2 separate regions of the Mus musculus genome follow, and region 1 is linked to region 2. A link is a loop called in an ENCODE intact Hi-C map of the cell type or tissue named here. Cell type or tissue: gastrocnemius. All regions are shown on one strand. Links, peaks and the distances in the headings refer to the core of each region. The heading gives the core; the rest is flanking DNA.

What was found. A loop is a pair of places that touch in the nucleus more often than their neighbours do. Peaks named below come from ENCODE experiments on the same cell type or tissue, not always from the same donor. Only the 100,000 strongest peaks of a DNase experiment are listed, where the experiment ranks them.
Region 1: it touches region 2 in a loop (6-fold over the local background); 32 of 42 quality-filtered maps call a loop at or near these places.

What each region holds. Positions count from the first base shown.
Region 1 is chrX:106,791,930-106,797,318 of GRCm38, forward strand. No RefSeq gene overlaps it. Among named protein-coding and RNA genes, the nearest start is that of Rtl3, 46 kb to the right of the region's middle. In gastrocnemius, for the core only: a CTCF peak has its summit at 2,914 (motif pointing right); no DNase peak of the experiment used is centred there.
Region 2 is chrX:107,173,161-107,178,549 of GRCm38, forward strand. P2ry10b (purinergic receptor P2Y, G-protein coupled 10B) reads left to right here. Exons shown (of 2, transcript NM_001122596.1): 2 at 1-501. It also overlaps the pseudogene Gm14834. Among named protein-coding and RNA genes, the nearest start is that of P2ry10b, 27 kb to the left of the region's middle. In gastrocnemius, for the core only: no CTCF peak of the experiment used is centred there; a DNase peak (open chromatin) is centred at 2,656.

The DNA of each region.
Region 1 (5,389 bases), core at 57-5,056, 380 kb before region 2:
TCTTGTCCCAGAATCTGTGTAGCTTCTGTAGTCCACACTGTCACCTGTTCAGACTAGTCTCAGAGGGACCTGGGAACCAAGATGGCTCCTCCAGGTGTTGAGGCAAAGCCCTCCCGGGTGGGGCGAACACCTCTCCTCTGGCAGGGAAGGTGCCGGTATGTCTGGAGCTCGAAACTCGGTCTGCCCCAGAAGCTCTGTGGCTCCCGCCTGACCCAGAAGCTATTAGCTTCTGTAGTCCACACTCTCCCCTTCAAAGCATAGTCTCTAGAAGAAGACAGTTCTAACAGCTCTAATGTTATTGCAGGAAAAACAGGTAGAAAGTCAATGGACAGACATGGGGAGCAGAGAACTCAGGTCATATAATTAAGAGCAGCATGGTTGCATGATATGTGTTTCCAGTGAGGCAGTTTATGTGCTTGACTAAATATGGCTGTGTTGGGATTTAATTCCAAGATAAAACTTTTAACGTTTATGAATGAATGTATGTTGAAGTCAGAGGACAACTTCTTACTTTTTGGCAGTCAGTTCGTGTCTTTCTGGTTTTGCTTTTCACATTATTGAGGCAGGCAGGTTCTCTCTTCTTCATTGTCCATTAAGCTTCCAGCTAATGCACTCATCTTCTCATAAGTATGCTGGGATTATATGTCTGCTTCTACATTGGCTTCCTATGAGGGTTCCCGGGATCAAATTCTGGTCATCAGACTTGTGAGATTACAGCCCATTGGTGGCTCAATTTAAATATACTTTTTCTGATTTCAGAATTTGTGTTTAGGTATGACATAATGATTTGTTAGATCACAATGTAGAGATTTCAAATGAACAAAAATCTAGTGTTAAGATTTGCTGTACACTTGACGTCCATAAGATATATTTTTTCTTTAGAAATATCATCTATAATAAGAGCATCAAAATACATAAACTGCTTAAATCATAATGACCAAAATATGACTGATGTATTTTTATTAGATATTTTCTCTATTTACATTTCAAATGTTATCTGCTTTCCTAGTTTCCTCCCAAAAATCACCTATCCCCTCCCCCCTCCCCCTGTTCCCCAACCCACCTACTCCTGCTTCCTGGCCCTGGCCTTCCCCTATACTGTGGCATAGAACCTTCACAAGACCAAGGGCCTCTCCTCCCATTGATGACCTACTAGGCCATCCTCTGCTACATATGCAGCTAGAGACAGGAGTTCCACCATGTGTTTTCTTTGATTAATGGTTTAGTCCCAGGGATCTCTGAGGGTACTGGTTAGTTCATATTGTTGTTCTGCTATGGGGTGCAAACCCTTTCAGCTCCTTGGGTACTTTCTCTAGCTCCGTCATTGGAGACCCTGTGCTCTGTCCAATGGATGACTGTGAGCGTCCACTTCTGTATTTGACAGACACTGGAAAAGACTCTCAGGAGACAGCTATATCAGGCTCCTGTTAGCAAAATGTTGTTGGCATCTTCAATAGTATCTGAGTTTGGTGGTTGTTTATGGGATGGGTCCTCAGGTGGGACAGTCTCTGGACGGTCATTCCTTCAGTATCTGCTCCAAACTTTTTCTTTGTAACTCCTTCCATGGCATAAGGTATATCTTAAAATATATTGTTGCATGTGGGACCGGAGAGGTGGCTTAGTGTTAAGAGCACCAGCTGCTCTTTCAGAAGACCTGGGTTCAGTTCCAGATACCAACAGAGCATCTCACAAGTGTCTGTAACTCTAGTCCCAGAGAATATGACCCCCTTCTTGGACACCAGGTACATACGTGTTGCAGATACACATACATGCAGGCAAAACACTCACACATATAAAATAAAAATAAAAATGAATTGCTGTTGTGGGAAGCTCAGACTATTTAAATTGAATTGGGGTGTGAAGTGTGTTGATATTTCTTCATGGTTAATTATGATAACACTACCTATTAAGTGTCTGAGGGTCTGTTCTATTTCTTCAGAAAACATTAAGCAACAAGGCTCTTATGGGACACAACTTGGTGTGGTGTCAGTTTTGCCATTTGGTAATATTGATATAACTCTTGGGCTTATCACTCGGAACTAACTCCATTCATGAGGTTTTTGTTTACAAGTCTTAGAACGATGAGCTATATTTCTAATCTACGTCTATGTTCTGTTTTATGGTTATGTATCTAGTCTTCAGCATTTGTTTTATAAGTCCCTTTGAGTATCTCTATTCTTATAATTGTCATACAATTTTCATTTTTCTCAAGCTCACAAAAGGCCTTTTGTTGGCCCCTTTGGATTGAAATTGTAAGTGTTCTAGTTTTCCTTAATACTTTGTTGTGTGTCTTCAGGCAAGGCACTCAAATCTCCCCTGGCCTTCGTGTCCCTGTATTAAAAGGATAACAATATCAGCCTCGTGGTGTTTATATGGAGATCAGATTTTTTCATGAACTCTGCACAGGTGGGATGCACGAATCCTGGGGGAAGTGAAGAAAGCCACTCTGTACAACTATTCATTCCTGAGCACACATGTAGCAGCTGCTAGATTATTCTCCTACAGGATTTCATAATAGAAAATTTGACAGCAAAGCATCCTTCTGTTGAGTGAATCCTGCAAATCTGTCTTCCAAATTTCAACACTTCCATTTTACCAAGATGGTATGTGAGGGAAAGTCGTGTTCCTCAGGTTCTTGCAGTTTTACCCGTGTGTGTGTGTGTGTGTGTGTGTGTGTGTGTGTGTGAGAGAGAGAGAGAGAGAGAGAGAGACAGAGACAGAGACAGAGACAGAGACAGAGACAGAGAGACAGAGAGACAGAGAGAGATAGAGAGACAGATAGAGTCAGAGACAGAGACAGAGAGACAGAGCTTGAAGGTCAAACAGCATATGATTCAGGTTTCCCTAGGTAGGGTTCACAGGTCAGTTTGAAGAACCACGCTAACTGATTCAGATGCTCCTAGATTCGTGTGTTTCTACCATGTACCACTAGATGGTGCTATTATAATGTGAATTAAATTAAATGCTGGTTAAAAAGAAAAGCATTTGGTCTTTTTGTCTCCCTTAAGAAAGGAAAGGAAGAAAGTGTTAAATTTTTTTCTAATTCAACCACAAGGCTCAGCTGCTTCTGTCCATTGGTTGGTTGCAAATACCTGCATCTGACTCTTTCAGCTGCTTTTTGGGTCTTTCATGATAGTCACAATAGGTCCTTTTTTGTGAATGTTCCATAGCCTTAGTAATAGTGTCAGGCCTTGGGACCCCTGTTGTTGAATTAGGGAAGGCTGAAAGAAGTTGAGAAGAAGGGCAATCCTGTAGGAGGACCAGAAGTCTCAATTAATCTGGACCCCTGAGATCTCTCAAACACTGAACCACCAAACAGACAGCATACATCAGCTGATATGAGGCTCCCAACACACATACAGTAGAGGACTGCTGGATCTGTGTTCATTCAGAGATGATGCACCTAACCCTCAAGAGACTGGAGGCCCCAGAGAGTTTAGAGGTCAGGTGGGGTGGGTGTGGGTGGGGGCATCCACGTGGAGACGGGGTGGGGTGGGGAGGAGGTGTGGAATGTGGAGCAGTTGGAGGGTGGATGGAGGGGTGGAAAATGGAATATGGAGTGTAAAAAATAAATAAATTTAAAAATAAATAAAAGCATTCTTGCATTAAAAAATTACAATTTTTTTCTAGAACATCTCTTCTGAGCCTTCATTTCCAGCACAGAACACTGTTTCTTGAACAGACCTTTACCAAAAGTCGTTTAGGGTGACATTTTGCAAACATGAAAGCAAAACAAGAGCTCTTCAAATAGTTCATCATTTATTTCTTTTCCATTAATTAAATCCACCATTTAAAAATAATGCTACCCCTTGTGTTTTGAAACCTTGTACTCTGGAACTTCATATAGTTTCTTTTGGAATTAGGATACTTGAGGCTTACGTTCTTAATTTTTATTTATTGAGAGGACAGACACAAATTCTTTTGTGACTAAGCTGAGACCTGCAAATGTTCTTCCAAGAAAAATATGTATGTGAAAATTTCATGGGATTCCAATATACCCTGAAGCTCTGACATGGATTATATGAGAGAAACTGTGATCATGCACTACACAATGATCCTTTTGTTAAGAAAAGAATGTGTATAACCCGTCCCATAGTATGCTGCCAAGTGATGTCTTAGCTGTCATAGTTGGCCCAAGGACTTTCAGTGATGTTAGCACAATTATGAAATTTGCTAAGGATGCATTTCCCAGAAAGTGTTGGTCTTGGTAAGGATTGGCACATGACCGTTATCAATCTCCGTCTATTCCCTTCAGTAACATAGCTCATCTTATTAGAAAAACAAGAATAGAAGTATTTTTCTTTTCTCACAAATTCATGGATTACTTATTATTATAAAATATCTTAGTGTAATACAACAAATCACTTAGTCAAATAGGAAGGAATACATACCCATCTTAAAAGTATAAAAGTCACTTTGTAAAATAAAATAGTTTCATATTTTTTATGATTTCTAGTAAAGTAAGAAGCAAAGTGGATTTCCCAACATTTTTAGCTGATACCAACGTACAAAAACCCAACTGGTTGAAAGGAGATGTAAACTATACTTAATTGTCGAAGATGATATTATTGTTTTTCTTAAAATTATAAAAGAATTGAAGAACTATTAAAATTAATTAGCAACAAAATGGCTAATTATAAAATATATATTTACTATTTGGTTTCTTATATTTTAACAATAACCAGAAGATAAAAGAAAGCAAAGGATCAATTCATAGTGCTTGCAAACTATACATTACTTAAGTAAAAACTTGGGAGATGAAATACAGAAGGAAACTTACATCAATGAAACATAAAACATGATCTTAAAAGGGTAGTGATCTAGAGTCTTTATATACTACTTTTATTGTCCTACAGTTGTTATCGATTTTGTATGTTATTATGTAGGGTTTTCTTCACTTGAAAACTTCCTGCTTGAAGTTTATAAGAATATGTTATGCACATAGTGCTTATTTTCTGTTGTTCTATTACAATACTGTGACTAAAGCAACTTATAGAAGAAAGACAGCAAGATGCTGAGCATTCACATCTTCCGTTGCAAGCACAAAGCAGACAGAGCTGACAGTAAGGTGAAGCTGTAAGCTCCCAAATCCTGCCCGGTCCTAGGAATACTTCCTTCAGTATGTAGCTCCAAAACCTCCTTAAGTGTGGTACAAACCAGTATTCAATGCTAGGGCCTATGGGGACAATTCTTATTTAAATCATTTAAATGTCCCTTCAGAATTTTGATGAAACTATTTGCTGTGAGATACTTCTCTGCACCTTATGAATTATAATGATCTTTTTCATACTACCCCACTAGTTGAGAATTTTTATCAGGTTTCATTTTCGTGTTCTATATTAGAAAGCGAGAAGATAATTTTTCCTTTTTAGATATCAAATTATTGTAT
Region 2 (5,389 bases), core at 144-5,143:
AAATTTTATAAAGCAATGGTTAGTTTTATGAATTACTGTTTTTGTCCTGTCTCTACTTTTTTTGGTGTCTACTTTTTTCAAGTAGCCTTTAGCTCTTATTATATTTTTGAGTTAGCATATTAGGGAATGGATTTCATGGTGATATTTTCATATGCATATATCATCATACTTGGTTCTTATTTACTCCCCACAACCTTGGCTACCATCCAATTCCTGTTGGTGCCTTCCTTCTAAATTCTCTCTTTTGCACTCTTGATACAAATGTTTATTACATCTTGTATTTGATTACCTCCCTTATACTTTGTATACATCCTGTTTACATTTTTTCTTCCCCTCTCTACTTTTATGTTTTGCATATATATTGTGTATTATAAATATTTGATTGAAAAATGTGATATTTGTCTGGCTTATTTTGCTTAACACACTGATCTTCAGTTCCAAAAAACATTATAAATTAATTCTTCTTTACACATCAATAAAATTCCAGTTTATACATACTGCATTTTGTTGACTCACTCATTCATTGATGAATACAAAGACTGGTTCTACAGCTTTTCTATTGTGAATAAACATGCAATATACATGCATGTGTAACTATCTCTATGATATGATTTCTTATAACCCTTGATCTATATATCCAGAAATAGAACAAATAATTGGATCTTGTTTTTAAATAAAATTAGCTAATCTATTTTTGTTGGTTATTAGAGGCCATTTAACATTTATTATTAACAGAGGTCTGTTAATTCATTTAATTTAGTTGGCTGTGTTTTGGAGTGCTTGGATTTTATTATTGATCCTTTTTGTTCTTTCCTATAAGAATTAGAGGTTCTATGTGTTGGACATGGTAGATCCCTTGTCGCTCTCCTTGGTCATTTATTCCTCCCATAAAATGTATTATTTGATATATTCTTATAAAAATGAGTCCTCTTCTCTCTCTTTCTTTCTCTCTTTCTCTCTCTCTCTCTCTCTCTCTCTCTCTCTCTCTCTCGCTCTCGCTCTCACTCTGTGTGTGTGTGTGTGTGTGCACATTATGTGAAAATAGCAGCTAGAGTTTTGACATTATATGTCTTCCGTGATCTCTCTCCATTCTATTTTTGAGACAGAATATCTAGTACTGCTTAAATGCTTGGCTGGACTAGATGCCCAATGAAAAGAACCTTCCCTTTGCTTCAACACCACTGACGTTACAGGTGCCTGCTGTGCCTGGCTTTTGTGTAGGTGCTAGGAATTGAAACTCCATATACACATTGCTGCACTCCCAATTACAAATGAAATGTAATAATTTCTTTAAAAGTGTAGTGAACAATGAACTGCTTTCATGATCACTTGAAGTCATTATTATAAACATCAGTTATATTGTGATTCGTTGCTTGTTTGTTTCTATTATAGATTCATTTATGGATTCCAGCTCTGTTTTTATTATTGTTATTGTTATTATTGTTGTTGAGAGATCTGAAGTGATTTTTCTTTTATTTCCTTCACTTTAAGCCAATCATTAAATTTCAAGTGGTTTCTGGGGTGGAGGAGAGGAAGGCATCATTCAGAATGATTGAGGTGGTCTGAGTGGCGCAAGAAGGTGAAGCATGGTAGGCCTACCTGGGGTAGCTGGAGGAGGACAGAGTGCAGGTAGGTGATGGTCCCAGAGCGGCAGAGCCGGTACACAATGTCCTCAGCACCTTCCAGCTTTCACAGCTCAATCATGCCATCACCTACTGTGACCAGCGAGTTGGTAATCAGCTCAGCTGCCTTGGAGTCACCCTTAGCAGATATAATGGCTGCTGCCTACTACTGCTCAGCCTTTTCCACTACAAATCTGGCTATCTCTGCTTCCTTCTGAGCCACCTGTTTGGCTTCTACTGCCCCTGTGAACTCCTTTTGTCAAGGACAGGTCATCAAAGATGAGCTCAGATATTGCGGCTCATTTTGTGAGGTCATCATTCACCTACCTGGAGACCAGCGTAATCAACTATTCAGCATCAAACCAAGCCACCACCTACTTTGAGGATCTCTGGTGATAGACAGCAGCACCCGCTCAACATTGTCCTCACTCATGCTGGTGTAGATTCGAGGAAGCTGGCTGGCTACTGGCAGGAAGAGAACGCACTGTGTGATGTTGACATTCTGCAAATCTTTGCTTCCAGTAATGACTGATACATTCCATGGTTGGCAGTGGCAGTCAAAAATAATTGATTTCTGTACCCAAAGGATGAGAAAGTGAGTAGGTCAAAGATGACAGTTCTGTGCCCAGCATCCATACTATATAAAGCAGAGTTTATCACAGCTCCTACAATTGCTAACGCCAAGACAAACTAGACTCAGTTTGGCAGCCATGATTCCTTCTGTTACATCCACTCAGATGTGCTTTCACTCTGATCTCCACATGGTATTTTGTTCCCCATTCTAAAGAGGGAGGAAGTGTTGCGCTTACCTCATCCAGCAAGAAAAACACAACACGGTGGGATTCTTCTCAACAGCCTTCTTTATTTCAGGAACACCTCGATGCTACGGGAACCTGGGAAAACCAGGGAGGACTGCTTATATACACCCCAGCACTGGGGAGAGCTATGTGTCCTCCTGGAATTGGTCAGTCTGCCGGCACATTGATTTGTATGCACCCGCTCAGGAGGGGTTGGCACCAGATTTGGGCTAGCACCTGCGCAGTGGCGTTGTTTATGGCGACGGTGTACTGGAGGCCAGCGCCATCTTTTAGGCGCCCGGCTGCCTACAAGGAAGTATCCACACTTTGGTCTTCCTTCTTCTTGAGTTTCATGTGTTTTGCAAATTGTATTTTGGATATTCTAAGTTTCTGGGCTAATATCCACTTATCAGTGAGTGCATATCATGTGAGTTCTTTTGTGATTGGTTTACCTCACTCAGGATGATACCCTCCAGATCCATCCATTTGTCTAAGAATTTCATAAATTCATTGTTTTTAATAGCTGAGTAGTACACCATTGTGTAAATGTAGCACATTTTCTGAATCGATTCTTCTGTTGAAGGACATCTGGGTTCTTTCCAGCTTCTGGCTGTTATTAAAAAGGCTGATTTGAACATAGTGGAGCATGTGTTGTTATTACCAGTTGGAACATCTTCTGCATATATGCCCATAAAAGGTATTGTTGGATCCTTCCGTAGTACTATGTCCAATTTTCTGAGGAACCGCCAGACTGATTTCCAGAGTGGTTGTACAAGCTTGCAATCCCACCAACAATGGAGGAGTGTTCCTCTTTCTCCACATCCACGCCAGCATCTGCTGTCACTTGAGTTTTTGATCTTAGCCATTCTGACTGGTGTGAGGTGGAATCTCAGGGTTGTTTTGATTTGCATTTCCCTAATGATTAAGGATGTTGAACATGTTTTTAGATGCTTCTTAGCCATTTGGTATTCCTCAGTTGAGAATTCTTTGTTTAACTCTGTGCCCCATTTTTTAATGAGGTTATTTGATTATCTGGATTCCAGCTTCTTGAGTTCTTTGTATATATTGGATATTAGTCCCCTATCAGATTTAGGATTGGTAAAAATCCTTTCCCAATCTGTTGGTAGCCTTTTTGTGTTATTGACAGTGTCTTTTGCCTTACAGAAGCTATGCAATTTAATGAGGTCCCATTTGTCGATTCTAGATCTTACAGCACAAGCCATTTCTGTTCTGTTCAGGAATATTTCCCCTGTGCCCATATCTTCGAGGCTTTTCCCCCATTTTCTCCTCTATAAGTTTCAGAGTCTCTGGTTTTATGTGGAGTTCCTTGATCCTCTAAGACTTGAGCTTTGTACAAGGAGATAAGAATGGATCGATTCGCATTTGTCTACACGATAACCGCCAGTTAAGCTAGCACCATTTGTTGAAAAAGCTGTCTTTTTTTCCACTAGATGGCTTTAGCTCTTTTGTCAAAGATCAAGTTACCATAGTTGTGTGGTTTCATTTCTGGGTCTTCAATTCTGTTCCATTGATCTACCTAAGACAGCATTTTCTATATAGGAAAATGGAGTGATAAACAATATCCATATATCAACATTTTAAAGAAAGGTCACTTTGAGATCTTCAGTGTGTCACAATTCCTTTTTGGGGTTTAGTTTCTTCCTTTTACAATGTTTTATTTTTATTTGTATTATTTCTTCTTTTCCACTTCCAAAACACTCTCACATATCCATATGCTTTCCTCATTGTTGCATATATTACATATATGCATGTGCCCATAAACATTAAGTACAATCTTCACAGTCTGTTTTTTATATGTAGATTTTCAGGAATGACATTTGGTATAGTATTATATCATTCTTTCTTCTGTTTCCACTCCTTCCAACCCCCTCCCATGTCAGTCCTCCCATTTCGTTTATAATTCATATTCTTCTTTTCTTTATTATTGTTATACACAAAGAAAGATATATACAAATAAATATATAAATATGATTTGCCGAGTCCATTTGTATTTTAAGGCTGACCACCTGTATTTGATAACCAATTAGGAGGCTCATCCCCAGGGAGGATTAATTCTGCATTCTTTAGTAGTCAATTATTGCTTATAGCTTTATATTTGATCGTGAAGGCCCATGAGATTTTCCCCATGAAGGTATAACACATATTTTTAGGTTCTTTATTATAATATTCCAATTAAAAATCACTTCTTAGTTTCCTTAAAAGCTTATTAATGTAGGAATAGTTCACATGGAAAATCATGGCATAATTATCATAAGCTGCAGATATCAAAATTTTCATTAGAATAATATAGTGAATCAAGACTTACTCTGTCAAAGAGACCATTTCACATCGTCTGTGTTACATTTGTTCTCTGACTCTGAGGAACTGTTTATTTTACCCATTCTTAGTAATGTAATACCAAAGGAAACTGTGGGGTTGCAGATTTTGTGCACCATGGGGTTAAATGTCAACTCAATCACTAATTATTTGACTTTCAGTGAGTTATTTGTTTTTTTCCAAGATTTTATTTCCTCAGTAGTAATTGAAGCTATAATTTCTTACCTTGTAGCTCTGGCATGAGGTGGAGAGAAAATACATATTACAACTCTTTCTGCCACAAGCAGTACTTTTCAGATGTGACAGGTACCTTAGTATTGGCAGTCTATGTCATGTGAAGTTGTATTACCACAGATGACTTTTATCATTATGTGCTTTTTATATGTTTTTAATATTGATTTTATTGTACTTATAAAAAGGTTTGCAGTCTGGAGGATGTGGATGGTGACAAAACTTGGAAATACTATTTTCTTTTTGCTGTCTCTTCTCCATATGGTGAAACAATTCAGTGTTAAATTTTCATTTAGATTTAGTGATGTATGGATGTGAATTTTGACTGTATGTATGTCTATGTACTACTTGCATGCCTAGTGCCTGTGGACTTCAGAAGAAGGCAGCAGATACCCTGGAGCT